Regions from separate parts of the Homo sapiens genome. Here regions 2, 3, 4, 5 and 6 are each linked to region 1. A link is a loop called in an ENCODE intact Hi-C map of the cell type or tissue named here. Cell type or tissue: heart right ventricle. All regions are shown on one strand. Links, peaks and the distances in the headings refer to the core of each region. The heading gives the core; the rest is flanking DNA. Region 1 overlaps MEF2A (myocyte enhancer factor 2A). Region 2 has its middle 7.3 kb from the start of LINC03080. Region 3 overlaps LOC105371017 (a long non-coding RNA gene). Region 4 overlaps LOC105371019 (a long non-coding RNA gene). Region 5 overlaps MEF2A (myocyte enhancer factor 2A). Region 6 overlaps LRRC28 (leucine rich repeat containing 28).

Region 1 (5,060 bases), core at 420-4,419:
CTTTCAGGTACTGGATATGCAATACTTGCTACTGTCTTTCAGAAATAAACTCTACAAAATGTCATGTAGGGTACAGAAATGTTTACAAGAATTGTTAGTAAACTGCCAATTTAGAGACAAACTCCATTTAAGCATTTTAGCAATTGCTTAATAAAGTTATGTCTGATTGTTAGGAGAGCATGAAGGATCTCCATGGAAAACTCAAAATGTGTCGTATGAACTATTTACACGCTTATTCCTGTATATTAAAGTGAAAACCATATGTTTTACACATACACAGCTATAATGTTAGACAGTATATTTTGGTGTGTACCTTGTGTTTGGAGATATGTAAAGATATCTATAACAAAACAGTTGAATAGCATCTTGCCCACATTGGAGATAGCAGTTGTAGATCAAGTGATTGTTTTTCAGAGTAAGTAATCGGTCCCACCTACTTTACACACACCATTTACAGAGAAACCTTCTTCCAGATTAGGGCTTCATGTATCAGTGGCACTTACAATGACACTTTTCACAGACTGACAGAGAAGCTTAACTTACTCAAGTAAAACAAGTAAAAACTGATTAGACTGTTTCTAGCATGTTAATATTTTCTAAATGTTATGGAGAAAAGGAGCAAAAATGTTTCTTTTTTTTTTTTTTTTTGGACGGAGTCTCACTCTGTCACCCAGGCTGGAGTGCAGTGGCGTGATCTCAGCTCACTGTAACCTCTGCCGCCCGGGTTCAAGCAATTCTCCTGCCTCAGTCTCCTGAGTAGCTGGGATTATAGGCACCTGCCACCGCACCTGGCTAATTTTTGTAGTTTTAGTAGAGACAAGGTTTCACCATCTTGGCCAGGCTGGTCTTGAACTCCTGACGTGAGCCACCGTGCCCAGCCTTATTTCTTTTCTTTACATGACTTATGAATTCATTTCTCCTTCAGTCTCATTTTCTTCAAATATGTGGTTTTTCTCCATTGAAGTCATTTTATTCACATGAAAATATATTTGCAAATGATAAACATATATAAAACTGGTATTTAAAACTCATGTATTTATTAACAAATGTTTGTGTTCCTGTTGTTTTATAACTGCTAGCTCCTGCGGGAAATAAAACATACAGCAGTTTCTTTCTGCCAAGAAGCAGAATTCAGTAGGAGATAGATAACATGTATCACCAGGTGGGGTAATAGTAGGGTGATTAAGATACAGAGTTACAAGTACAGAGTTGATATTCTCACAGTTCCAAATACAGATCGATAGCATGATGAGGAACCCCTTTTAAATACTGTTGCAGTAGCATGACTATGTATAAGAGGCCAGCATGAGAGCAGACCAAGTTGGGGTAGGAGGGTGTCTTTGAATACTGGCCCTAGAGAATTTAAAATAATTTTTCTAGTCTTTTGAAAACTCAACAAGTAGAGACAAGTAATTTATATTTCTATCTGTTGTGTATATAATCGTCTCTTTAGAGTTCCAGACAGCTGCTAGTGTCCAAATATGTTTTTTCTAAAGAAATATTTTGTTTGTGAGTACCAACAGTCTTAGTAACTCTCTTATCCCTCTTATGTGCTGAGTACAGTCGGAGGAAGAGGAATTGGAGTTGGTGAGTGTGGGTTTCTGCTTGAAGGAAGTTGAAAAAGATGTAGAAAGTACTAATTCTCTTACGTGTTGTTATCTAACCAATGTTCCCTTTGTTACACAAATTTTTTTAAACACTATTCAAACACTTTGAATAAAGCAATCTACTGGTACTACAGACTCTAGTTTTTCTATTTATAATTGTATGTGTTGACCCATTTTATTTGTTGGAGGGAACATTGGAATAGAGCCTTTAAAAACAGTAGCTGTCCATGAGCATAGGATACTTGTTAATTTTTTTTTTAAGGAAAGATACAAAATACCTTATATAGCTCTCCAAATTATTGAAATATTTTTAGAAAATGACTTCACCCTCGAAGTTCCTCAGATTGTAACACACGATGTTGTGTTGTTTCTCTTTCAAAAAGATTACATCATTTTTGGTGAGGTCACCTTTTTCAGCGTTGGAATTATTTCATCCTGCATGATACAGCCTGAACCACAAGGGGGTTCCCTGTTTACTAAAAGGAATGTCTGTAATTGAATGTGTATATAAGTTTACTTTTCTATCAGAAGGCGCTCTTTTCTTAAAAGCAACTATTGCCCTTTTTCCAAAACAAACGTTTTCTGTTGGCTTTTCCTCTAGAAAATAAACTTGACTAAAAGCAGCTTGCAGTTGATCTATTTCTTCTTTAGGAACTAAAACCAAAACCTCACAGGAGTCATCATATAATTTCAAAGTCAGCTGCTAATTAAAGGACTTTAAGGGGAATAAAAACTTGAAAATGTTTCTTAGCATGGACAAAGGTTAAGAGTGCATGAAAGCATGGGGGAGGAAGGCATCCGTTGGTTTTAATATTCCATGTTTATGCATGCTGGTGTGTTTTGCACAGTTTGTTTTCTTTTCAAAGAAGGTTATCTGTTCCCCTTAAAATACGAGATTGTTCTTTATTTAGCTTTGTGATCACTCACAGTTTTGGGTGTAGTTTTGTATTGGCCAACTGAAATATTCTAGTCAGCTGTAAATGTTTTGAATTATATTATGAATATCTTTTGGAGAAACACTTTACTTAATGATACCATAATGATCAGTAAATGAGAGTTTATAATTCAAGCTAAAATAATTCACCTTAGGTTAGACCTCACTGTTCAAGGAGTTGTGAATGCGTCCATGAATTATCTAGCACTATACTGCCCTCTTGTGGTTCTGAAAATCACTCACTCTTGTAGAACTCAGTGCCGTTGAGATGAGGAGCTTAGATGAGTGGAACTAGTGTTTGAAGTCTTCACTGCTTTTGAAGACATGCCAGGAGATTGCATGAAGATGATGCCATGGAGTAGGTAGGGTCCAGGCCAAACTATGTCATACTGTATTCTTTCACCTAGTGATTGGACTTATGAAGTTCCAGACTAAATATTAAAGAAGAAATTAAGTCCAAAGTAGATCTCTATCTCGAAAAGTCATTAAATTTATAAACTTGATGCTGAGACTAAAATATATTCCGAACTGGCATACATTGATTTTCCACATTCCTCAGAGTACATCTGTAATTACAGAACCTCAGAGATAAATATATTAGGTCCTTGAAGACTTTAAAATACATACCTAAAAACTTATAAACAGCCATTTATATTATTTAAAACTTAATCAATTAAAAATGCAGAACTTTATGTGCCAGAACCAAAATATAATCAGAAGCACAGTCCGTTACAACTTAGAAAGTTGTTCAGCTTGCCTTGAGCTCTAAAGTATAATTGTGGATGACTCTGATCCGAAGTGCAGAAGGACAGGTGCCCTGGGGCCTGCACTAAAGACTGTACTGTTAAGACCAGCGACAGATTCCTTTAGAAGCCGAGCAATACTAGAACAACTTGACTTCATGAAAGCTGCAGTAGACTAGGCTATGGATTAGAAGGAATAAAAATATGTATCTTTTTTCCCACCAGTTATATAGAAATTTGGGACAGAGGGTTTCTTAGGACAATAAGGATATTATCTTATATTTGTGTAGTACTTCAGTTATGAAAGCACTTCTGACATAGTAACCTCATTTGATTCTCACAGTAGCTGTGCAAGGCAGCCAGGACAAAGATTGCTATATCTTCTTTATTTGACAATGAAGAAGTTCAGAGAGGTCAAATTATTTTCCCAATGCCTAGGAAATGGTGAATCTGGGACAGAAACTCAGGCAATACATCCACATCCACATGATCTTTCTCACATCTTCTAACCTAGGTTAGAAAGTAGAAATTAAAAAGAAATAAACTGAGATCAGGATCCTCATCGAATGTTTGTAAGTGTCTACATCTAGCCAAAGGCCTTTTTGTCTGATGTACCCTTTTGAAAATTGTGATAGAGAAAATGGAATCACATTCTAACTCTTCATAATCTCAAAGGCACTGAATTATACTTTACTGATTTGGCTCAGACCCCCGAATGTCAGTTATCAGGCTGTAACATAATTTATAAAAAACAAATAGAGTTGTGCTGTGGCTTTCTTATGTGCTAGTGACACAGAGTCTGTTGTGTTCCTCTGATCTTTGATTTTCAAAAACCGTTACCTTAAGCCAGTTTGGCGAGAAACTGCTTCTGTCGTACTCCTACACGTTAAGGACAATGACTGTCTTAGACTAACTGGATTATTTAATAGTTGAATTTTTTTTATCCATTCCCAGCATGGATAGGATGCTACACAGATGCATCCAGTTGGCAAAAAGCATTTAATATTGCTCTTCCACTGCCCTGTCGGCAGTACTTGATTCAAAATTCTCTACTCAAAGCCTCTGCTACAGAAGGCCAGGGGACTATGAAGGGATACATGTCCGAATCTGTTGTTAAAAAATAGGTCAACTGCATGATTGGAGAGAAAGAAATAAGAATACAAGCTGCACCCAATAAGCCATGACTTCAAACCGTGTTAACACGTAAATAATACCGCAAAGAAAAGTAGTTTTGATTCCTATACTCATAGACGTACAATCCCTATATATACAGATGACCTTTGCCATCATCAGGTATTTAAAACCTACACATACTTCATTTAGGGGAGTCTGACAGTATTTGTAGTGGCATCAAGTCCTCATTTTGTGCAACAAATAGAAGTGCTAATGCCTGTAACAGAAGTTCCTATTTTAACGTGGGGTGTCTGACACTAATCAACTATTTTAAAAGAATTAATGTAAAAATAGGACCCTTCAAATTAAATATTTAGTTATTCTCACTAGTATTTTTGAAGTTTTCACATCATCAGTGCTTCAGAAAATGACATTCATATGAAACTGTGAAAAATGTCACTTAAATTGAAAGTGATTTTTAAGTCAACATAAATACCACATCAGAACACATTTTCTCTTTTTTGATCTCACAGAATACCCAGAGGATCAGTAGTTCTCAAGCCACTCAACCTCTTGCTACCCCAGTCGTGTCTGTGACAACCCCAAGCTTGCCTCCGCAAGGACTTGTGTACTCAGCAATGCCGACTGCCTACAACACTGGTG
Region 2 (5,060 bases), core at 502-4,501, 260 kb before region 1:
TCTGTGGATGCATCTTTGTATCTTGCTCTTGCTCTGAATTTCCCCGTCTTTCCTGCCAAGCCACCACATACCCTTGATTCAAAAGGCTCCTTTCAGACCTGAGAGGGTGGAAGGGTGCACAGCTTTCTCCTCAAACTTTGCCACTTGGGGTGGCTGAGCATGGAGACAGGAGTGAAGGGCTTCTCCATAGAGCTGCGGCTGGAGAATCTCATCCTGCACAGCCTTTTAGCAGCGGGGGGACTGAGCGGACTGCAGTCCCCATATCACCCGGGGACCACGGAGATCATCTGGAAAGATGGACTAGCCAAGAGTTACTCAGCACTCTGGATCTGCGGTCAGACTCCCCAGGTGCGACTCTTGGCTCCTCCGCTCAAGACCTGGGTGACCTTAGGCAAGGGACTTAACCTCCCTACTCCTCTTCCTGTCCAGTAAGGTGGACAGGTCAAGGTGGTCCCGACTTCTAGACTTGGTTGTTCCTCCATTTCTCTGCTTTCTTGTGATCCAATTTGGAAGCAGGCCCACAACGAACATGGTGGGGAGGCATCTGTTCCAGGCAGGTGGCATTTTACCTTGGGGCTTCACACTCCCCAGTGGGTGAGTTAGTGGTTTAGATGCCACTAGTGGTGGTCACACTGATAGGTCATGGAGACTGACGCCAACCTGGGTTCCAGCAAGGGGTTCGAATGTCTTAATGACATTCCAAAGCTCTTCCAAAGCTGAAAGACTGAAAATGAACCTGACACTGTGAGACCCACAGGGCAGGGCAGGGAACATGCCCAGTGAAGCCCGAACCCCTTCATCTGGGTGGTGACCAGCCTGAGCACTTGAGTGTGAGTCAGGCTCAGGCAGCCGCGGCGGCAACTCACAGCCTTCGGCAACCCCTGCCACCCACCACACCTTCCTGGTGTAAGCAGGAGGCCTTGGTCTCAGGGAGAATCTCATCTACCACCTACTGGGTGGATAACTATAAAGCGACTAGGCAATTTGCTTAAGCCCGCTGGGTCTCAGGTGTTTCATGTATAACATGAGAACATTGGAATCATGGTTTCTAAGGATGCTTGGCTTCATGCCAGGTGGGACGACAGCGACTCCAGCAGAACAACGGTCTGCAGTGTCACTGTAGCGGGGTGGGGGGGCTCACCCAGTACATCCCCACCCGGAACCTGTGTGGAGGCTTCCTCCTCTACAGCAACGCCATGCAATATATGGGACATACTTTACAAACAATCATTGTTTATCTGATATTCGGTTTTAACTGAGTGTCTTCCACTTTATCTGTCAACCCTACCCCCTGACTCCATGCTCCACTTTGCTCTCCCACCCAAAGCCTCCCAGCCTCCCTGAAGTCTGGCTCACCTTGCGGCCTGCCCCAGCTCCGATGCCCCTCCTCAGTTGGGGGAAGAGGATGTTCCGTCTCCTGTCTATACTAAGTACAAACTACGTTTATCTCCAGCTTCTTTTTTGATTTGCAAAAGGCTATCTTGGATTTTGTTGTTGTTAAGCACAGTGCCTGTTTTTTGCTTTTTTTTCATTCCCACAATCACTTTCCTTCTCCTGAAAGCAATGTGGGTGTGAGGACTTTGGGAAAGGAAGAGCTCAAGGATGGATCCTTCGAGACGCTGTCTCTAAGCGCAGGGAGCCGAGGAGGCTGCCACTACTGGGGCAGAGGGTGGGGAACGGAATCCCTCTGGGAACTCAAGGGTGTGGACGAGGTTTAACTGTTCTAAGGGCATCTTGTTTGGAGCCCAGCTGTATGCATTGATGAGGCCCATTTAAATATTTTAAATAATTAGTAAATTCCTTTTTGCAATAGGAAATGCTTGTATTTTTTTTTTAACTCAAATGGCACAAAATGGCATTGAGTGAAGCCTCATTCTTTCCCATCCCCAAGCTTTTTCTCTACTCCCTGAAGACCAACTTGACGACAGAGGCAAATTGTGCACTCTGGGACATATTCGTCCCTTTTGGTTGGGTGTGTTTTGGGCACAGGCAGTAGCTGTGCAATGTGCACGGTTCGGCATCCTGCTTCCCCCTCACTCTCCTATGCTGGAGAGCATTGTAAACCCACCCCATCTGCAGTTGCCTTTAGGTGGGTCACCACATGCAGTGGGGGATGTAGTCTCAGCACCTGTGCTGGGGCTCAGAGAAAGGACCTGGCACCAGACATCCATGAAACACTTGGATAGCCCCTGGGAATGCCACCCTCCTCCTGGAACAGTTGGTCCAGATTGCTGATTAATGTTTACCAGAACAATTTAAAACTCAACTTTGCATTCAAAAGAGAGCCCAATGCTATACCAGAGGCAAAGCTTTGTGATCGCATCTGAGCTTTGTTGACGTGCTTAGAGCTGTTTGTACACACTTTTAATTGGTATATATACACCGACTTTTGTTTTGCTCCCTTTAATGCCACTGCTCATAAACACTTCCCTGTACTAACATAAGATCATATCTTTTTGATTTGCAATGGAAAAACTGTGTCACTATTTTTTCCACCACTCAAGCATCTATGGACTTGATCTTTTTGCCAGAGTTCTCTGGCTGGCGTTTGAATACAAAAAAGAATGTGAGCTATGTCATCTGAAAACTGCTGATTAACTCTTAAAATTTCTCAGCTCTCATTTGCTCCACATGTAAAGATTAAAAGCAATAATAGTCATGTGATTGCCTTCTTCTGCTTCAGAACACTCCACCCCCACCCCATCTTCTCCACACATGCCATTCCTTGCAGGCTTCTGGCAGTGGAAAGGATTAGTCAACTATGTCAAAGGCCAGGAGCCAAACATCACGCCCCGCGCTAGCCAGGAAAACCCTCCCCTCCCAAGCCGTGCCCTCTCCCTGCCAGCCCCAACACCCCAGGCACCTGGTACAAAATCATTGAGCCGAGAGTGGGTGCTTCGGTGGCTAACTCTCCCCTTCGCAGCATTCACGGAAATACTCACGGGACCACGCTGGAAAAGAGCATACGGGGTTTCCCCTTGAAGGGTGATGAGGCTGAGTCTCCTTAAAGACAGGATTGCCATTGCAAATGTTACGGCAAAGATGAATTTTGAGCTCGGTGCAGACATAGGTAACCAAAGACGTGATATCACCACATGTACTGGTGTTGGAGAGCAGTCACCCAATCAGAAAACATGACAATGGATGGGCTGGTGCTGGACCCTGGAGCCCACTTCAGGGTGGGGTGAAGCTGTTAACCTTCGAGATGCTGGGTCCCCTGGGGGCTCTGGAGAAAGGCTAGGTCAGCCAACCATGGGGGCACAGCAGTGGGTACTGGGCCATAGTCTGGAAAGATGGCAGGGTCCTCATAACCAGCGCAGCCATCACTGGGAGTACTGGCTAAACACTAGCGCCTGGAGTGAGGGAAGTGCGGGGCTCCCGTGGGTGGCTCCACCTTCTTTCCATGCACCTGCCCTGAGGCTGCCCTCAGCAATCCTTATATCCTGCAGAGAGACCTAATTCCACAACAGGTTAGTATAAAAGGGGTAGAGTACTGTTTGGGGAGCCAGGAGAGACGTGGTCCAGCACAGGGCAGGAGCATAGCAATTCCTCAGGAGCTGTGCCCATTTTTTTCTGTTTGTTTGTTTTGTTTTGTCTTTTCCTGAAACGGAGTCTCACTATGTTGCCCAGGCTGGAGTGCAGTGGTGCGATCTCAGCTCACTGCAATCTCCGCCTCCTGGGTTCAAATGATTCTCCTGCCTCAGCCTCCTGAGTAGCTGGGATTACAGGCACCCACCACCATGCCTGGCTAATTTTTATTTTTTGTATTTTTAATAGAGATGGGGTTTTGCCATGTTGGTCAAGCTGGTCTCGAACTACTGACCTCAGGTGATCCACCCGGCTCGGTCTCCCAAAGTGCTGGGATTGCAGGTGTGAGCCACTGCGCCCAGCCAGGAGCCGTGCCCGCTCTTTCCCAAACAGCTGCCCAGCCTACCCCTCCTCTCCTCCACGCGGCCTCTCAAGACCTTGCTGGAGGTCCTGGGCAGCTCAGCTCTGACACACGTGACTGTTTCGGTCATGGTTCACACTGGGCAGTCTGAATGTGAAATTAGGGTGATTGACAATCACGCCAGGTGCCACCCTAGCAAACCACGAACTTCTGTCTCCCTCGCTCTGACTTATAAACCCTCCTTGGCACAAGAAAAGCCAGTGGTTTGCTAAATAGAGAGCCATTATTCCCTCCAAGCATTCTCCTTGGAGACAAGAACAAGTTTCTCCCTATGGGTCAATTCAGCTGCAGAGAAAATACTTTCTAGTCTTCCATGTATATAGTCAGAAGGAAGAAAGGAAATAGGCACATAAATAAATGCACATTTTGTGGGCAGTCTTTTTGTGCCAGGAAATAACATGTTCAATGTTATTTAACTTAAGCCACACAGGTCTGTAAGAAAGGTGGGGTTTCCCCCTGCCGTTTTTGTTTTTTTTTGTTTTTTTTTTTTGAGACAGAGTCTCACTCTGTCATCCAGGCTGGAGTACAGTGGCTCTGTCTTGGCTCACTGCAACCACCACTTCCCAGGTTCAAGTGATTATCCTGCCTCAGCCTCCCAAGTAGCTGGGATTACAGGCACCTGCCACCAGGCCTGGCTAATTTTTGTGTTTTTAGTAGAGACACGGTTTCACCATGTTGGCCAGGCTGGTCTCGAACTGCTGACCTCAAGTGACCCACCTGCCTCGACCTCCCCAAGTGCTGGGATTACAAGCATGAGCTACCATGCCCAGCGGTTTTCCCCGTTTTACGGATGAGGAAATTGAGACTCAGAGAGGTTCCCAACTGGTGGGTGGTAGGGTCAGAATTTTAACCAGCCAGTCAGCTTGTCTGACATTATGTTCCAAACTTTTCAGAGAACAAATCACCCATATCTCTAAAAGGCAAGACACAAGGTATACTCAGAAGGCCATTTACCCTTCAAATGAGGACTCAACTTGAGGCTGGAGACATATGGCCCCTTCCTTCACAGCATTTTTCTGTTTTACTTTGGACCTTTTTGACATTTTTCATCAGTGGGCTGCTGCTGACTGGTTTTGATAGGCACATTTTTATTTACATGCAAATTCTCAGC
Region 3 (5,060 bases), core at 610-4,609, 290 kb before region 1:
GTGAAACTCAGTCTCAATAATAATAATAATAATAATAATAATAATAATAATAATAATAATAATAATTCTCATCCCTAAAAACGCTTCAACCAAACAAAAACCTTTCCCGGTTCTGAGCCATTCAGTTGGCCTTTCCAGAGCCAAAAGTTTGTGGCAAGAATTCTGGTCCTTGCTCTAAAAGCAGTGGCCAGTCTTCCAGGTGCACCCACGTAGCCCCGTCAGGCTTTCTGTGCTCCCTGCCAGCTGCTGCTCTGGAGCTAGGATGTGCCAGGGTTAGCATCTTAAAAATAAAGATTTCTTCCAGCTGAAGATCAAAAATAGACTTGGTGAGAGTTTTTCAGATGAGAAAGAGGAGAAGAGCAGATTCTCTAAAAAACTGGTCCCGATTCTTACCCAAACCCAAGCTAGAGAGCTGTGTGTGCCCATAAACTCAAGTCCCCCTTCTCAGCCTCTCAGAGTCCACCCGTAGCCTGAAATCAGGCCCGTCCCCACCTCGTGCCCATCATGGTGCTGCACATTCCTCTGAGGAAGCTCTCGGTTCATCCAGGTGGACAGTCGGGACCAGAGCGACAAAGAAGCCTGCAAAGCCAGGTGCAGCAGGGCTGGGTGGGCACGGCACGGACCGAGCTTGCTCTTCCCTCCCGTCCCAGCCAGGCACGCTGTCTGCGTGGTCCTGGCCTGGGTCCTTACCAATCAACAGACATGAATGGAAGTCCATCTGACACTGATACCCTGCCCAAATTGGTTGCCATTGCCTCTTTGCTGTGCTGGGACCTTGGGCAACACAAGGGCTGAGGGTGATGAGCTGAAAGCTGCTGCTTCCAGCCTTCGGGCAGGTAGGGCTCAGACAGAGGAGCTGGTGGATTCTGCCTAGGGGCTCCACCAAGACCTTTTGAGGGCTGCTCCCCAACACCTGCCCTGGGCCTCACGTGCCTGAAAGGTTTTATCTGCCTGGGGAACCTGCATGTATTAAGTAACAGCTACTTTACTGTCCCATTTTTCTTGATAATCAAAGCACGTGTATCTTTGCACACAGCCTCAGGTCAGGCTGGAGGGTCTCTGGGTTGTCATAAATCCCACCTAAGGCAGGTGTGCTGGGCCTGCGGCATGGGCACGTGTCTGCCTCCATGGGGTGCTCCCCGGACCCTGCTTCCCATTTGCAGACCTCTCGAGCCCTGGACTCAGATTCAGAAGGGCTGGGCTTTGAGGACCTAGCCCTGCAGCCAGAGAACCACAGAAGCTGCTGTGGCAGCGCTGAGACTTCCTGTAGGCTGATGAGGCTGACTCTGGAGGTGATGGTCCCCAAGTCCTAGTCACTGGCACCACCACATTCTGCTGCCCCTGAAGTCCAGAGCCACCTTTGCCCTGGAGGGGACACAGCTTTGCAGCTAGATGGCATGTGTTTGCCCCCAGCCCTGCCATGCCCCTCATCCTCTCTAAGCCTCATTTCCTGATCTTATAAAGGGAAACGACGAAGAGATTCTCCTCGGATTTTTTTAAGGAATAATGAAATGTGCCTGGTATATGACAAGGCCTCAAAAGGAAAGCTTCTCCCCATTCCCTGCCATCCCCCAAACTCTGCCCACTCCCTCCTGCCCACTCCCTCCCTCTCTTGGGCGTGGCTCAGTATTTATCTTCATTCCCTGGAGCTGAGTTGGTTGGAGGGAGAGGGGTGCTGTAGGAAAGCCCTCCTCCTGTCCCCAGAGAGATAGCATTCCCGAGGGGCTGATTCCAGCCTCCGCTCGCATCACACTCCTGCCAAGCCTGCGGCCTCCTTTTTTCTCCTTATGGCTCAGAGCCCAGTTTTGGAGACATTTGGCTCTGATGCACTTCTAAGTGCTGAGACAAGTTACTTGGATGCCTTTAAACCCAAAACAAGGTCAGACATCAAACCACATCTCGCTGTGCAGCCAGGCTTCCACTCCCAGCTGCCCCAGGGAGGTGGTGGAAAGAATAAACAGTATTAATGGTGGAGCTAATATTGTGCCCACCCAGGCTCCAGGCCCTTCACCAGCTGCAGCCACTCTTGCTGATGGTAGTCTGGGGTCTCTCTGTTTATTTGCTATATGTTTGCACTCGTAAATGTTGCGCATCTTATATAGTATGGTTTTGTGGGCATTGCACGGATAATATTGTTCTTCAACTGTGCTTTCACTAACTTGGCATTGCTGAGATGAGGCCCTGTGGATAAGTTTTGTGCATGGTTCCCCTGAGCTCCTGGCTGCCGCCTGTCCTCCCCAGAAATGGCCAGCATTTGCTGACTCTGAGGCAGTGTCTGGCCAAGGAGTGCCTTTCCTTCCAGAGCACAACACGATCACTTTAATGATAATGTCACTTAAAGATATAAAAAAACAAGGCACATTTGCCTGATTTGAAGCTGAGAGCATATTCCGTATGCTGGTTTAGGGCTGCAGAAAAGTTTTTGGTGCCAGTGACACATACACAGCACTGTTTCCTGATCTGGGTCATGGTGACGGCCGTGGCACCCTGAAAAGCACCTAGCACCTAATACTGGCAAGGGGTAGAGGGAGCTCCAGAGCCAGGGCTGGGCTGGAGATTGCTGCTCTTCCTGCTCCTCCCGTGTCCCCAGCTGCCAGAGGGAAGCTGCTGCCTTCCTGTTTAAACGCATCTTAAATCTGTGCTCATCAAAAGCATCACCCAGGGCCGGGCACGGTGGCTGACGCCTCTAATCCCAGCACTTTGAGGGGCCGAGGCTGGCGAATCACCCAAGGTCAGGAGTTCAAGACCAGCTTGGCCAACATGGTGAAACCCCGTCTTTACTAAAAATACAAAAAAATTAGCCAGGCATGGTGGCGGGCGTCTGTAATCCCAGCTACTCAGGAGGCTGAGGCAGGAGAATTGCTTGAACCCAGGAGGCGGAGGTTGCAGTGAGCTGAAATCGCGCCACTGCACCCCAGCCTGGGTGACACGAGTGAGACTGTGTGTTAAAAAAAAAAAAAAGGCATCACCCAGAACATGGGCCTGATGGGCACCCTGGATGCCACCCCAGCAGCCACCTGGTGAGCGGGGCCCCACTTAATGGGAGCCCTTCTAGAACAGCTCCATGGTAAATGCCCCCACTGCAAGCTGTAGGTTATGGGCAGGGGACCTCGGTGCCTGCCTGGTGCTGTGTGAGAGGCTGCTGTGCCCATCAGGAACAGAGGTGGGCTGGATGTCAGCCTCCACTGCCCATAACACATCCCTTTCTTCACCTGGGGCTGTTTGTCTGAGATGTGAGTCAAACCTACCCTCAGATGGCTTCATAAATATAAAATTGACAGAGTGGCCTGGTGCAGTCACTGCTCACACCTATAATTCCAGCACTTTGGGAGGCTGAGGCGGGTGGATCACTTGAGGGCAGGAGTTTGAGACCAGCCTGGCCAATATGGTGAAACCCCATCTCTACTAGAAAGAAAATACAAAAATTAGCCTGGTGCGGTGGCACATGCCTGTAATCCTAGCTATTTGGGAGGCTGAGGCAAGAGAATTGCTTGAACCTGGGAGGCGGAGGTTGCAGGGAGCTGAGATCGCACCACTGGACTCCAGGATGGGTGACAGAATGAGACTCTGTCTCAAAAAAAAAAATTAAATAAATAAAAAAAACAAATAAAATAAACCAAAGCTATGGTTTCCCAAGGGTCTCTGAAGACCTAGTCAACCTTGGGGAGGTGGCCCACAACAAAGGGGTTCCATCTCCAGCCATCACCACTCTGCATCAGGTAAGGTGCCAAGTGCAGGCCAGCCGGGATGCATCCTAAAGGAAGGATCCATTTTAGGACACAGCCACCAGCCAGCCTAGCTGCCCAGCCCTAAGGCAAAGGCCCATAGAGTTTGATTTTCTGGTGTTTGACTAATGTCCTCTCGTTTTAGAGCTTGGGTTCCTCTGCTGTTGTCCACCAGCTCCCTCCCCTCTCCCCAGGCCTGCCCCAAGCATCCCTGGGCCAGGGCTGAGCCTGACTGGCCAAGCAGCATCCCACTGTCTTGGGCACTGTGATTGGTGGAGGAATCCAGGCTTGAGCCAGTCAGCACAGGCATTACCCTGGGCCCCAGAGTTGTAGCTCCAGTGGCTTGGAGGTGGGCGTGTGACCTAGTTTGAGACAGCGAGATGTGAAAATGGTTCCTTGCTCTTCAGAGTGAGCCAAGGAAAGAAACACCTCCCTTGTCTCTGGACATCTGGGCGGGTTTGAGGCCTGGGACAGCTGCCACCATTTTGCCACCATGAAGGAAGCCAGACTGAGGATGAAGCTGACACAGTTAATTCGGGGAGACAGAGAATCACTGAGAAATGGGGCCACAGCCCCTGGATGGAGCCAGTCGTGAAGCCCACCCTGAGCCTCGGCATGGAATTTATGTGAGAACAAACTTCCCTGTGGTTTGGCATCTTAGTGTAGGTGGTTTTCTTTGAGCTTAGGTGAGAAAGGGCTGAGGGTCTCTTCAAGGAAACCTCCCTGCAGACTCCCTTTCTGGCAAACACACCTACTCTGAGACTAGTCCAGTGTACCTCGAGGATCAGTATTGCACATTGATGTCACAGGGTGAGTTGCCTGGATTAACAGGCATGTCAAAGGCACCTGCAGCCTTGGCTCTGCCTGTCCTGGATCTCTTTCCAAGTGACCCCCCAAAGACCCTAAGTCGAAGGAGTACAGGCAATGGGCTTTGAGACCAGAGAAGAAGACAGCAAAACCACAGGCATACCTCCAAGGCCAGGATGCCACTCTCTGGTGAGATCAGCTCCCTCATTACAAAGAGAGAGCCTGGATTCACCGCTCCACAATCCCAATGGCTGTGCTTCTCCTTAGAGAGGCCGGAGGGCTCAGAGGTTCAGAGCACTGGGGTACCCAGCTCTGCTGCTTGTTTTCTGACCGAAGGCGTCTGTGCTTCAGTTTCCTCATCTGTAAAATGGGAGTAGTTTCGCCGTCCTAGCGTTGCTGTTAGGATCAGATGAGCTAATTATTCATAAGAAACTTAGGACAATGCTAAACAAAAGCAAGCACACAGTCTAACAGCAGTTATTAGTAGTAGTATAATTCTCATTAGCAATCATTAGTAGCAGTATTCTC
Region 4 (5,060 bases), core at 436-4,435, 200 kb before region 1:
ACCTGGCTGGGAAGCCCCACTCTTTGAGCCCCAGCTGCAAGGCAGGCTGGAAAAAGGAAGTATCTGACCATCACTTACCTTTCAGAGAGGTGGTTTTGCTCTTCACAAAGACTCAAAAAATAAAAAAAAAAAGAGTGAGAGACGCAATTCTCCACATAAATATCAAGATCATGCTTCAGGTGCTGGGAAACCAAAGCTCATAACAAGGGCCTCCTTTCACACAAGAAACACACTGGGGCTGGCCTGAGAAGGTTCTCTGAGAGCCTCCAAGGTGCTCCACCCAAGGACACAAACCAAGCAGCATGGAGAGGCTGAGGGACACAGAGATTCTGCCTCCAGGAAGAGGAGCAGAGGCCTGACAAAGACCAAGGAGCTGGGAGAGAACTCATGAGAGGGCCGAGAACCACAAGGAAAGCCCCTCCACTGTGGAGGAGCCTGGGGTGAGGCACCAAGGAGGGGAGCCCCTCCCCTGAGGACTGCGTTTATCCAGCTTGAAGATGGGACTGAGCTGAAGGAAAGCCCACCGTGGCTAGAAGTACTTGAGCCGTCAACAGTAAAGCTACTCACTGTGGGCGGCACCAGCCCTCCCTCCCATTGCTAGGAGTGCAACACTGGGATGAAACCAGATTCTGTGGAAAATCGGTCAGGGCCAGGAGGAGAGGGAAGAACTCAACGCTTGGATGTGGATGTCGGAGCCCCCCTCCCATCCATCTGCTTGGGGGGAGGAGGGGTGGGAAGGGCAAGGCCGAATCGGGGTAAAGGCCCCAGGTGGGCAAATAAGGCAGCTCCCCATTGGTCCACATGTTGACCTTTTGTTTGTGGCCTTTTGCCCACAAGGACAGTATTTCCACTTAAAGGTCACCTCCCCCAGGCAGCAATCATTACTGTTTTGCAGCCTGTTGGGAAAGTCAGATGTAAGCCATCAGATAACAAAGAAAAAACACGACAAGAAGAGAAACAAATATTTCAGGGCACTGCTCTTGTCATTCCTCACCCCTGAATGCACCGATCACCCTGGCCAGCAGAGATGGCTCCCGCCTCCTTGTTCAGCTCTTACGGTCACGGGGTTTGCCTTCCTCGCTGATGCCACCAGCATCCTTTGGCTGGAAACAAAACAGCCCCATCAATTCAGATTGTTCTTAGGAGCTTTCAGAGGAGATATTGGTTGCATTTAACACACAGTCGGGGCCAAAATAAAGGCTGGGTAGGTGCCCGGGTTATTCAGCGGGAAATGACATCCTGCTCAGGTACACAAATGTCATGCTCCCCAAGCCCTGACACAGGCAAACCGTCTCACAGCCTTCCTTCCCCAGGACTCCAGATTTTCCAACCGATGGTTCTCTTCTTGCCTTCAGACACAACCTGTCCCGTTTGGGAAGGCCAAGACAGGAGACCACAGTGGCAGGGAGCAAACAGGAAACATGAGAGTGGTATCACTGACCTAATCTTTTCCTTTGCAGAAACAATCTCAATTAAAATGCATCACTTCAGAAACCCTATGAAGGACCCGCTCTGTGAATTCTTTCGAAGGTCATCTTAATAATCCAAACCAGTTGCCCAACCAGGAAAGAATTATTCTCTAACATAATTGAAAACACCCACAGGCAGGTGCTTATTGCTTGTGAAAATGAAGACTCATGCATCATTGGAGCCTTAGTTCCAGAGAAGGTGGGATGTGCACGGATCTGTTCTTTTGACAAAGCAGCATGAGGAAAAAGACTCTGTGGCCATTGCCCCTAAAAATAAAGGTATCCTGCCAAGCTTCTCACTGGCATCCTCAGCTTCCCCTTTCTGAGGCTGAGATGAGGTTTCCTTGGCCTCCTCACCCCCACCACCATAGAGCAGAGAGGCCCAAAGTCTGTTCTCAAAATCACTCACATTCAAATGTGAGTAACTGACATCAGCCAAATTGGGAACCAGAGTCAAATCTGAAACTCAAAGGAAAAAGCTTCCAGATAAACTTCAGAGATCTTCACTGTGGGGAGATGGGGGGGACCAACTAGATGGAGTAGGGGATCTTTATGGCCACTGTTTCTCTGAAGGGACAGAAGGACCAGGCTCACTAGGTCTGGGTGGAAACCCTAGCTCTGAAAGTTCCTTCTTACATGGCTTTGAGATGATTACTCGGGGTGGTTCTGAGCTTACTTATTGCATCATAAAAAGGAGAGACCCATGCGGACTTCTCAGGGCGAGGATGAAGTGGGATGCTATTTGTGAAGGTGTTTGGCCCATCAAGGTGTCCATAGGACTAAAGACCCTACGCAGAAACACTCGTGGCCAGGACCGGGCTCCTCCAGGCTGTGGTCAGAGCGGGCCAGGTTCTAGTGGAAAACTCTGCCTCAGTCAAGGGCTGCTCAGGGGTTGGTGCTCTCAGTAGAAAGCCAGTCTCTGGTACGTGACTGGCACAACCTACAGGGGCTTCCAGAACCCGTCACAGCAGTGTGCCTGGCCTGCAGGGTACCTGAGCATTGCTCTCTTAACCTAGCATTTATTCATCAACCTCCTGGAGCTCCTCCTGGAGGCCTGGCTTCAGAATGAGTCATATTGCCCGACACCACACTCTTTTGTTTAGAATTGATACAGGACATGGGGTTCCTGTGAAATTAGCTTGAAATTAATTTAGCCACAATAGCTTATTGTTAGATTTAATTGTAAATGAAACAATTCACCAGGGACGTTTCACTTTGTAAACAAGCACCTCAGAGTCAGCAGGGAATTTGGGTATTTTTTTTCCTACTCTCTAGTCGCTGCATAGGTTTTTACAAAATTTGTGGCCAAGCATAAAAAGCATTTTGGACACGGCTTTGGAGGGACAGCCCACTGCCATTCGTCACCCTCTTAGGTGCCCTGGCACTGGGTAGGAGCAGTCTGCTTTCACGCAGCCTGCTGGGCACAGGAAGGTGCTCTTTGCTGCAGTCAATACATTGTCCAAAAATCACCCTGACTCCATTCCAGAATCCCCAGTGCTCCTGCAGAAGCATCAGTGCTGCTCATATTAAAGAGTCCAAAAAACAGGGTCTGGGCAGTCCAGGCTATGGTTTCCTTCAGAAGCCCTGAAGCCAGTGTTTCTTAGAACATGATGCCACACCACCGTTGGAACATACAGTTATTATCAACATATAGTTCTCATGTTAATGGTTACATGTTCATTTTAAGATGTATTAAAACAAAAATCATTCCTCAAAACTGTGATTTCATGGCAATACACATAAGTTTACATTAAAAGGCAGGTCAGCCAGGGACAGTGGCTCATGCCTGTAATCCCAGCACTTCGGGAGACTGAAGTAGGCAATTGCTTGAGCCCAGGAATTTGAGATCAGCCTGGTCAACACGGCAAAACCCTGTCTTTACAAAAAATACAAAAATTAGCTGTGCATGGTAGTGCATGCCTCCCAGCTACTTGGGAAGCTGAGGCAGGAGAATCATCTGAGTCTGGGAAGTGGAAACTGCAGTGAACTGTGATTGTGTCACTGCACGCCAGCCTGGGTGACAGAGGACACCCTGTCTCAAAAAGGAAAAAAAAAAAAAAAAAAAAGGTAGGTCAATATGAAGAAGAGTAATTTAAAATTAAAAAAAATTAAAAAGTAAATTATATGCAACTTAAAACCAGGAGATATCATCTTACACCAGTCAGAATGGCTGTAAAAAGACAAAAAAACACAGATGTTGGTGAGGACGCAGAAAAAAGGGAATGTGTATGTACCATTGGTGGAAATGTAAATTAATACAAACACTATCCAAAGGAAAATAAATCATTATATCAAAAAGTGGCCAGGCATGGTAGCTCATGCCTGTAATCCCAGCACTTTGGGAGGCTTAGGCGGGCAGATTGCTTGAGGTCAGGAGTTCAAGGCCAGCCTGGCCAACATGGTGAAACCTCATCTGTACTAAAAATACAAAAATGAGCCGGCTATGGTGGTAGGTGCCAGTAATCCCAGCTACTTGAGAGGCTGAGGCAGGAGAATTGCTTGCACCTGGGAGGTGGAGGTTGCAGTGAGCCGAGATTGCACCACTGCACTCCAGTCTGGGCAACAGAGAGGGACTTCATCTCAAAAAAAAAAAAAATTACCTGTATTTGTATGTTCATTGCAGCACTGTATAGAATCAACCTAAGTGTCCATCAACAGATGATTGGATAACGAAAATGTGGCATATATATACAATGGAATACTATTCAGCCATGAAAAAGAAGGAAATCATGTCTTTTGAAATAACATGAATGGAACTGGAGGCCTGTCTTAAATGAAACACTCAGATAAAGAAAGACAAACACCACATGTTCTCACTTATGAGTAGGAGCTAAATCATGTGTACACACAGACGTATGGTATGGAATGATAGACAATGAATATTTGGAAGAGGGGGTTTGGTGTGAAGGGGGTGGATAATGAGAAATTGCCTAATGGATACAGTCTACGTTATTCAGGCAATGGATACTCCAAAAGCCCTGAGTTTACCACTCTGTAATTATCCAGGTATTAGGTTGGTGCAAAAGTAATTGTGGTTAAAAGTAATGAGAAAACCTCAATTACTCTTGCATCAACCTATAACAAAATTACATGTATACCCCATACATTTTACAAATAAATTTTTTTGAAAAATAAAAGCTTAATAATTAAAAAAAGATGACATGTGGCAAAAATCATGACTGAAGTTTTCTAAATAACACCATAAGCCTAGCTTCTTGGAAAGTGGTCATCAGAGAGATCAGGGACATTACCTGAGAGCTTGTTATGATTTTGGAATTTCCAGCCCCGCCCCAGACTTTCTCAGTCAGCATCTGGATTTTAGGCAGGTCCCTAGGGGATTAAGCATGCATTTTAGAGTTTGAGAAGAGTAGCCTAAGAAAACCTGGGGAGCAGCGTCCCGTGGTACTGCTGACATTGCTAGGTACATCAAATACATCTAGCTGAATCCCCTCTGGCACAATTGGGTGAAGTTTTGGCCAGCAGACACAATTATTTTGAATATCTGTGGCCCCTCCTTCACTCTCACAGCAAGATGTTTTTTTCCCACTGTGTGCGACTCCGGGCCGCCTCAGTGACCTTGCTTTGCTTGCA
Region 5 (5,060 bases), core at 637-4,636, 120 kb before region 1:
TTTTAGGGTGGGTTTAATATTTCTGATGATCTTTCCAGATGATCCTTAGGTCCCATTGCTAGCCTCTTGCCACAAAGCTTTGGGGTTTCGGATGGATGAGAGTTTGGGGGATCAGTCAAAGAGTTGGGGTGAATGACAGTTTGAGGGATCAATGGCTGGGATTTGGTGACTTCCCCCGCCCCCCTCACAGTTTTGCATTGTCAACATTCTTTGTCTTCAGGCTGTGCTGTGTGGTTTGGAATAGAATTTCCTTTTCCTTTCTTGTTTTTTCACATGGTTTAGGGATAGTATTTGAGTGCATAGATACACTTGCACCACTGTGGCAAGTCTTTACTTTGAGAGGGGTGAGGAAAACCCATTGACTTATCCTGCCCGTGCTAATAAAGCTTTTAGTTATGAAAAGACATAGGCAGTCAACTTCCACTGGTAAGCTAGAGTCTCCGGAAGGTATTGTGGAGGAGGAGAAATAAACTACATTTAAATGCCCTTACTTCATTCTGATAACTTGCAAATACTGGTTCTGGGTTATTGCAAGTCTTACTGCTTTTTCTGAAAAGCAAGGTTATTCAGAGGTTTGTGTCTATAATATAAATAGGAAATGGCTTGGTTTTATTATATGAAGGAGTTATAGGCCTGTATTTGACCAAGGGCCTCCTTTGGTACTTTTTATTCCAATGTCAATCTAACATAAGATGTTTTCTGAAAAGGTAACTTCTAAACTTGTGAATTGGTTTGGTAGATGTTAGCTTTTTGAAAATTAAACTTCATTACCTCTTTATATATTTATTCTACTTTTGGTTTTCTTGGTTTTATTTTATGGTTTTGACAGTTGTTCCTTTCTTCCAATAAATGGTAGGTATGATGTTATTCCTTGACTCTACACTTGTTATTGTGTTTAGTAAGATGGCACTAAATCTGTTAGGTAGCTTAATTAGTTCTCTTTTATGCCTTTTATCTATTTTTTTAACATGAGAGATTTAACATAAAGTTGGAATTGTGTAGAAGTTCTTTATGCTTGGTTTTCCTCTATAAATTAGTTGCTTAAAATATTTATTACTTGTGAACATTTCTTTCCTTAGAGTTAGTAAGTAGTCTGTCAGTATTTTCTGTTGGAGTAAGAAATAGACTTAACTTCATTAGTCATTATACATTTCTTTTTGTAAAAATATCAACCAGAATTAAAGGGCATATTGGCTTTTAACATCAGAATTCCATCATAATATAAATTAAAATCTTTTGCTATTAATGACACAGCTTTGGAGTTATCCACATGGCTTTCAAATGTTTAGAGGCAGTCGGTCTCTATGCCCATGTGTCTGTCATTGGGACTTCATTTATGAGCTTTCTTTTTTTTTTTTCATAGTTTCCACAAGTCTTAATGACTTCTCAGACTCATTATACCTTCATTTCCTCATTTGAGTGATCATTTGCCAAAACTCTTTCTTTTTATTGACCTCCCGTGTTTTTCTTTCAACTGGTGAATATGGATCATCCCCATACAATGGCCTAGGTTCTGCTTCCCCCAAACCCTTCCTCTTTTGGACTCTGTCCCTTATCTGTTTCTCACTGTTTTAGTGATTATTTCTATATTGTTGATTCTGAAATGGAAACATATATAAGATATAGCTCTTTGCTTCTAGGAGGTAATGGTTTAGGCAGGGTAAAATCCCATTAATTACTAAGTGATGTGTAAATCTTACACATGATAATGGATTAGGGAGTTCAGGAGAGGAAGAGTTTGGAGGTGTTCAGGGAATGCTTCACGGAAGGATTGACATTTGAACTGGATATCAAGTTTTATTGTCAGAGTTGTGGAAAAAATACACCACATAGAACAGTTTGAGCAAAAGAGCCAAAACAGAAAAAGAAGAGCTGCTTGTTGGACACAGTTTGGCTAGATTGGAGGGTTTTTCAGAAAAAGAGATGGTAAAGTGGGAAAGAGAGCTCGAGACCAGTTTTTAATGCCGCTGGAATGTTCAACAGTTTAAATTTTGTTCTTCAGGTAAAAGAAAAAAAAGAGCCATTGACAGTTTGTAATCGTGGAAGTGACCAAAGCCTTCTTTAATATGCCCATATAAGATAATGAAGATAATGTATATGTCCTTTCTTATTATTAACATTAATAATGATTAATAAAGCTTGGTGCCTTAAAGAATAATGCTGAAGATACTTTTTTAGAAAGCATAGTGATAGGCTCATTCTTTGATTGTTTGAAGGGAATTGGTAGGAATACACAGCTTTCGAGTGGAAGATGGGGGTAAAGATTGTCCTTTCGTCATTCTTCCTTGTATCCCGCTTTCTTCTTGATTTCCTTTCCCAGGCCAGACTGTGCTGTCCTTGAAAACTGGATTCCTTCTCATTAGTAGTTTTTCTCTTTTAAAATCCGATAGTATTTTTTCTGCCTTACTGTATTTTTCATATTTGACCTTATACTAAGGTAATAGATGTATACACACTGCATTGAAGGCTTTTCTGCTTGTCTTATTTCTTCTTGTATTCTCTTGATGTAGCATCTCAGTGAAAATGTGGTATGTAAATGAATCCTTTACATTGCTGTCTTACAAATGACTCAGGATTTTACGCTTTGCAAAGTCGCTATTCATCTAGCATTTGGACTGAGCTGAGCTTTCGACATATGGCTTTAAAGTCATCTCTGTAGCTCTGCTGGTCTAGATAAGTAGTTGTCAGCCTTTTTCTTCTGTGAGATACAGTAGGTAAAATTTTGACATGCATGATGCACTCCCTTGACTTTTATAGCAGAGAGGTCTAGTATTACAGTAATTTATAATTGCCACAACTATCCTGGGATATGTTGTAGATAGAACAGTTACTAGGTAATGTGCAATTCTTAGGGCAGTAGCTATAAATCACCCCAGTTCTCTTCCACGGAAGAAGGGATATCATAGTGTAAGCAAAGGGGATGTTATGAGGATAGTCTGAAATAAACTCATTTTTCTTTTAAGATTCAAACTAATACTTTAGGAGTGTCACGTTACTTGTAAGAGAACTCCCAAGTTGTTATGTTCATCTGTCAAGTTAGCTTTAAGACCTTTTGGAATTTTTATTTTCCGTTAGTTCAGGTGCTTTTTGTTCGTTTTAAATAGATAGAACCCTATTTCGATATAGATTAGATTGGTAGTTGGTATTATACTGCTGGATTCTATTTCATTTCTCTGAGCTTTAGAGTTTGCATTCCTCAAATGTCCTCTGAGGCTTCTTCCAGTTCAGAACTTTAGGAAGTTGGTGAATATCATGAATAGAGCATCCAAACTTTTTCTACATTCTGGTTAAAAGCCTTATTAATATGGAAACCTGTTTGATAGACTTCGACACTTTACTAGATTGTTTAACCAAAGTCATGCATATTTGGCCATTATGTGAAGTACAAAAGATTACATTTTAAAGTGTTCCTATTTTTAAAGTTTGTGTTTGTGTGTGCTTCTTGTTACAGGTGTTTGGGTGGTTGAGGACTGTAAAAGTGATGGATTCCAGTCACCATATGCCTGAGAAGGAATACTGGGAATATTAGCTTGTACCATGATACTGAAGAGTAGGGCAAATAGAAACTTAGCATTTGGGAAGTCACATCCTCAATCTGAAGAATTAAAATTCTAATGAATTTGTAATTGATAATATGTATTAATAAATATTAGCCTTAATATTTATTACAGGCTAATATTAAGTTTAATGTGGAAACTTTCAGTATGGTTACTGATTATAGATTTGAGGTGGTAGTAGTGATAACTTATTTGGGAAAATACAATAGGTACAGTCATGAGTCACTTAATGACAGGGATATGTTCTGAGAAATGCATCATTAGCCAATTTTGTTACTTTGTGAACATCATAGAGTGCACAGTATTTACACAAACTTAGATGGCACAGTCTACTACACACCTAGGCTATATTTGGTATAGCCTATTGCTCCTAGTCTACAAACCTTTACAGCATGTTACTCTGCTGAATAGTGTAGGCATTTGTAACATAGTAGTGCGTATTCGTGTATCTAAACATATCTAAACGTGGAAAGGGTACAGTAAAAATATGGTATAAAAGATAAAAAATGGTAGACTTAATATAGCACAGCTCCATTATAATCTTATGTGACCACCGTCATTTATGTGGTTCATTACTGACTGAAATGTTGCTATGCAATGACTGGGGAATGTCAGCCAATATGTGGATCACTATGGAGAAGATGTTAGATACCCCAAGGCAGTGATACAGAAAATCTGAAGACACTCTTAGGTTTTTTATTGTAAGAACAGAAGCTAGAAATGAACACATAGATTCATGTGAAAACTTGTGTACAAATGCTCATAGCAGCATTAGTCATAATAGGTAAAAAGTTGAAATCACCCAAATGACCATCAGTTGATGAAAGAATACATAATAGGTTGTATTTCCACACAAGGGAATATTATTCAGCAATAAAAAGGAATGAAGTGTAGATATGTGCTGCAACAGGGATGAATCTTGAAAACATGTTAAGTGAAAGAAGCCAGCCACAAAAGACCACATATTGTGTAATTCCATTTGTATGAAATTTCTGGAATAGGCAAATGTATAGAGACAGAAAGTAGGTGTCCCACTGCCTGAGACTGAGCCATAGGGGGCTGGGGTAGGCATAGGGAATGGGGAGTGAGTCCTAATTAGTACTGGGGTTCTTTTAAAGGGTGATGAAAATGTTATGGAATTAGATAGTGGTGAGGGTTGCACATACCTGAGGGTATCAAAACATTCAAGTGTATGCTTTAAATGGGTGAATTGTATGTAAATTATATCTCAATAAAGCTACTTTCTTTTTTATTTTTTCAGAAAAGAACGGAAGCTGTTTGAACAGATGTTTTGGGCCTTTGGGTAGTTGAGTGGATGTAGATGGAGGTGGAAGGGCATGGGGGGGATAATGGGTATTTCTTGGCATTACTGTGTTATCACATTGTCACACAAATGCTACCTTCTCCATCCACTAGCTAAGAATGTAATAAGTTGTGTTTTAGTGGAGATTGTATAAAAACCTATCTTTTTAACCTACCTAGCACTTGGGCTGGAATTGTGCT
Region 6 (4,000 bases), core at 1-4,000, 360 kb before region 1:
GGAAGGTTATTGAAGTCTCAGTAAAAGGGTAATATTAGCACCTACTTCATAGCACGATTGTGAGAATAAGATCCATAAAACACATATCACTTACAAATACCACATAAGTATACAGTCAATATGAACTGTTTTACTCTGTAACTAGACTGTAAGGAAGTGTAGGAACTGTGTGTCTTCATGTTTGGACCCCAAGCATTGAGCACAGTGCCCAGCCCATTCCTTGTGATCTTTTTGTTACCTGAACTGTGCAAGAGAAATAGAGATTCTGCAGCATGAATATTTAAACCCACAGCAAAGGAAGCCTGCAGTCATTCAAATTCATTAAAATCTATTTATTTTAATTTAACAGTTGATGATCTACCATGTGTAAAGTTATCTTATTAAATTATAATTCACTGTGAAGTCTTATTTTGTAAAAGGTGAATAGAAAGACAGTGACTTTGTAAGAGAGTTAATGGAGTCTGTGTGTTTGTGTGTATTTAAAGAAGCTAGCACTTAAAAATTTATTACTCTGAGAAAGTGGTTGAAGGGTTCTCTTTGTAAAAAGCATCATGTAGGTAATTTAAATTCATTTTAAGAATTATTTTGGAATACACTGTAAATTATTCTGAATTTATTACTAAGAAGCCCACATTTTATAGTATTTAAAGCATTGTAATTATGACTAATAATATCTCTGATTTATTGAACTATGATAATTGGTTTAACATTGATAGAGCATTCCAAATAATTTATTTTGATTGATTGCTTTGATGTTGTTGTTTCTTTTGCCCCATCATTTTGTTGATGAGAATATACCATTCACCTTTTGATAAAATAAATGAATTTCATACTGGTCAGCATGAAGTAAACACAGATCCTGTTCTGTCCTCTCCTGTGCTGTCATTCCATGCTTGCTTTTACAGTATGGTTAAAAGGGCAGTAGCCTGAATACACAGGAGCTTTTTGTTCCATTTTCAGCCATGTGGACTGTGTATGCCAGAGCCTTGAGGTTATAAGCAAACAAACAAACAGAATTGGAGCTTGTGCAGGACTCCTAGATTTTGCTAATTTCTAAGTCAGAAACTTTGATCTGTGAGTTTGGAAGAAAAAAAGGAAATATTTTGGACACAATACAGTACTTTAAAAAGCCACATGAAAAAGTTCTTTGTGGCTGTAGCATCTGTACGACGGACAGCTTCCTTGCGTTATAGATTTTACATACTGAGCAATTTTGCACAGGAACTTTAAAAATATTATTGCGTGATGTATCTATTGTAAGGTATCGGTGCATTAATAGTAATTAAAGGAAGAAAACAAACCGCCCCAGTGGTTAGTACACGAGTGATCTCTTCCAAAGTTAATTATTGAGTGAAGGGTTTTTTATCTTAAGAATATAAGAAACATCTCAAAGCCTTTTCATGAAGTACACGTTCGTATTTCAGCCTCATAATGATTACGAATGCCATTCCATTGTGCTTGGGGGTTTTTGCCAGCCGACTGCCTTCTGGCCAGGTTCACGCTCTCAAGAGGCCATCACAGCATCGCCTTTACAGCCTGTGACCTTGCCCGGCGCTGCGGTGTCCTGGCCTCCCCACCAGGCTGTGCTGTGCCAACTAAAACAGCAGAGCTGCCTGGTTCTCTTCATCATCCTGCTGGTTCTCTTCATCATCCCACACTGTTTTGTGATCTCCTCTTTGTATTCAGAAGCAAGAGGTAAAAGACTAAGATGTATCGAGTACCAATTATTTTGCCAGGAATAAAGCTGGGCACTATATACGTTGTTTAATCTTCATAACAGGTCTGTGAGAAAGGTACTCTTATCCCCTTGTTGCACTGGAGGAAGCAGGCTCAGAACATTTCATTTCCCTTCATGTCAGGAAGCAGTTAGTAAGTGAGGAAGCAGGATTCAGACTCAGTTCTGACTCCATCACCCACTGCATTGTCTAATTTCAGTACTGCCACTCCCCACTCTATATCAGATTGTGTATTTGGAAAGTTTAAGTGTCTGTATTACATACTCATGTCCATGAGGCATTATGCTGGCTAATGTATAATACATCTGAACAGAGCAGATACTGATTTTCTTTCAGCTTTAACATAAAATAGTCTATTTCATGGTGGGCATATATAAAAAACTACCTTCCTCAGAATAGCCAGGAGGTGCAAACTGAATTATGTGGAATATTGAAAAGCTAAGACAAGATCTGAACCTAATAGCATTTTTAAATTATCAACTCATTTTTTCCTATAAAATTAACATAGGGAAAGAAGACTAAACTATGTAAGAAGTAGCAAGTGTCAGCTCTTATTTAACTGTATTGTATGATCTTTGCATGTCACCTCATTTAATTTGCATAAGCTCTTTTTGCAGTATAGAGAAAAGAGGTGCTTCCTCTGTCATGTCCCATTTTGTGCCCTTGGTTTGAGGGGATGAATCATTGTCTCTAGAGGCCGCTGCCTCCAACTCTTCTCTGTGCAATTAAAGTATAGAAAAGTGTTACTACCATTTGCTGCATGCCAAAGAGAATTCTCTCTTAACTGGCCTTCTTCTACTGTAGGCCGTACTTCCAAATATGTCACTTACTAATAATGAGAACAGTAACTGCCATATATTGGAGAAGGTTATGTGCCAAGAATGCTATTTGATAATTTGTAAACCTTGTTAGCAATTCTCACTAAACCTGAGGACAGCTTTATTTTCCCCATTATACAGATGAGGAAACTAAGCCGCACATTTAGTAAATAGAACAAGGATTCAAACCCCAGTTGTCGGACTCCAAGACTGTGCTCCTGCTCTCTTAACTAGTATGCCACACCCCTTACCATTGCATATACCCAGGTAAAGAGTATTTTCTGCTTTCTGTGAGCCCCCTAGGGGCTCTGAAAGACAAATCTGAGACCAGAGATCATTTGCATTTTATCAACGCAGTTTTATTTTGAAAAAATATTCCAAAGTGTTCTATGTACCTTTGAAGTCTTCTATTTGTGGCTATAGGACTTGTTGAGCACCTTTTCATCTACCTGTTGGCCTTTCATATATGTTCTTTGGAAAAATGTCTGTTTAGATGCTTTGCCCATATTTCAATCGATTGTTTTTCTTCTATTGAGTTGTAAGAGTTCTTTATGTATACCAGAGAAGTAGTGAAGAAATTTAAAATAGGAAATCTTAGTGCCTTGTTGAGGCCTTTTTTATGCAAGTGGATTCTGGTATTTATAGTTTTCCCATCTATATTTTATAAATGTATTGCCTTTTATACCAATAGATATGTCCATGCATGTTTACTTAAGTTAACAGTATGCAATATTTTGGTAATTCTCTAGGCTGATGCTTAAAAAACATATTGTATGGTGATTTAAATATCACAATTTTTTTAAACATTCAGTGACCTTGCAACCGATAAGATTGAGGGACCAGGTACTGTTACACCATTTAACATATGAGCAAACAGAAGCTCTGCTCACATGCCTTGTAAGTGAATAGTCAGACACATGAGTCCTCTTATCCCCACAGTGTGCAAATTATTCTCTTCAGTGACTTACTTCTAGGTTAACGCCTCTCTTTTTATTTTTTTTTTAGCAGGGTCTCGCTCTGTTGCCCAGGCTGGAGTGCAGTGGTGTAGTCATGGCTCACTGCAGCCTTGAAGTACTGGGCTCAAGTGATCCTCCTGCCTCAGCTTCCTGAGTAGGTGGGACTCTAGACATGGGCCACAATGCCCAGCTAATAGTCATTTGTTCATTCATTCATTCATTCATTCATTCATTTGTTTTGAGACAGGGTCTTGCTCTGTCACCCAGGCTAGCGTGCAGTGGTGCAGTTGTGGCTCAGTACAGCCTGGAACTCCTGGGCTCAAGTGATCTTTCTGCCTCAGCCTCCTGAGCAGCTGGAACTATAGGCATGTGCCACCACTCCCAGCTAATTGTTTTGTAGAGACAGTATCTTGCTGTTTCCCAAGCTGATCTTAAACTTCTGGCCTTAAGTGACTCTTGTTTACTTTTGTTTTATGATAAATTACATTTT

What was found. Peaks named below come from ENCODE experiments on the same cell type or tissue, not always from the same donor. Only the 100,000 strongest peaks of a DNase experiment are listed, where the experiment ranks them.
Region 2: it touches region 1 in a loop (2.7-fold over the local background); 11 of 110 quality-filtered maps call a loop at or near these places.
Region 3: a loop joins it to region 1, with 3 times the contacts of the local background. A loop is called at or near these places in 54 of 110 quality-filtered maps.
Region 4: it touches region 1 in a loop (2.6-fold over the local background); 11 of 110 quality-filtered maps call a loop at or near these places.
Region 5: a loop joins it to region 1, with 2.7 times the contacts of the local background. A loop is called at or near these places in 3 of 110 quality-filtered maps.
Region 6: it touches region 1 in a loop (7-fold over the local background); 17 of 110 quality-filtered maps call a loop at or near these places.

The regions. Positions count from the first base shown.
Region 1 is chr15:99,701,799-99,706,858 of GRCh38, forward strand. MEF2A (myocyte enhancer factor 2A) reads left to right here. Exons shown (of 12, transcript NM_001319206.4): 9 at 1,564-1,587; 10 at 4,931-5,057. Among named protein-coding and RNA genes, the nearest start is that of LYSMD4, 29 kb to the right of the region's middle. In heart right ventricle, for the core only: CTCF peaks have their summits at 2,058 (motif pointing right), 2,763 (motif pointing left) and 2,964; no DNase peak of the experiment used is centred there; H3K4me3 peaks cover 1,039 bases; H3K27ac peaks cover 4,000 bases.
Region 2 is chr15:99,439,936-99,444,995 of GRCh38, forward strand. No RefSeq gene overlaps it. Among named protein-coding and RNA genes, the nearest start is that of LINC03080, 7.3 kb to the left of the region's middle. In heart right ventricle, for the core only: no CTCF peak of the experiment used is centred there; DNase peaks (open chromatin) are centred at 906, 2,056 and 2,786; H3K27ac peaks cover 3,260 bases.
Region 3 is chr15:99,406,693-99,411,752 of GRCh38, forward strand. All of the region lies in intron 4 of LOC105371017 (a long non-coding RNA gene), which reads left to right. Among named protein-coding and RNA genes, the nearest start is that of LINC02244, 6.8 kb to the left of the region's middle. RefSeq lists an enhancer at 2,752-3,251. In heart right ventricle, for the core only: a CTCF peak has its summit at 2,517; DNase peaks (open chromatin) are centred at 1,819 and 2,549; H3K27ac peaks cover 2,095 bases.
Region 4 is chr15:99,502,423-99,507,482 of GRCh38, forward strand. LOC105371019 (a long non-coding RNA gene) reads right to left here. Exons shown (of 3, transcript XR_001751710.2): 2 at 995-1,103. Among named protein-coding and RNA genes, the nearest start is that of MEF2A, 61 kb to the right of the region's middle. RefSeq lists enhancers at 245-494, 2,145-2,274. In heart right ventricle, for the core only: a CTCF peak has its summit at 2,498 (motif pointing left); a DNase peak (open chromatin) is centred at 2,419; H3K27ac peaks cover 2,274 bases.
Region 5 is chr15:99,580,069-99,585,128 of GRCh38, forward strand. The region is part of intron 1 of MEF2A (myocyte enhancer factor 2A); the gene reads left to right. Among named protein-coding and RNA genes, the nearest start is that of MEF2A, 17 kb to the left of the region's middle. RefSeq lists an enhancer at 1-60. In heart right ventricle, for the core only: no CTCF peak of the experiment used is centred there; no DNase peak of the experiment used is centred there; H3K27ac peaks cover 2,102 bases.
Region 6 is chr15:99,342,445-99,346,444 of GRCh38, forward strand. The region is part of intron 6 of LRRC28 (leucine rich repeat containing 28); the gene reads left to right. Among named protein-coding and RNA genes, the nearest start is that of LINC02244, 58 kb to the right of the region's middle. In heart right ventricle, for the core only: a CTCF peak has its summit at 1,565; a DNase peak (open chromatin) is centred at 1,553; H3K27ac peaks cover 1,378 bases.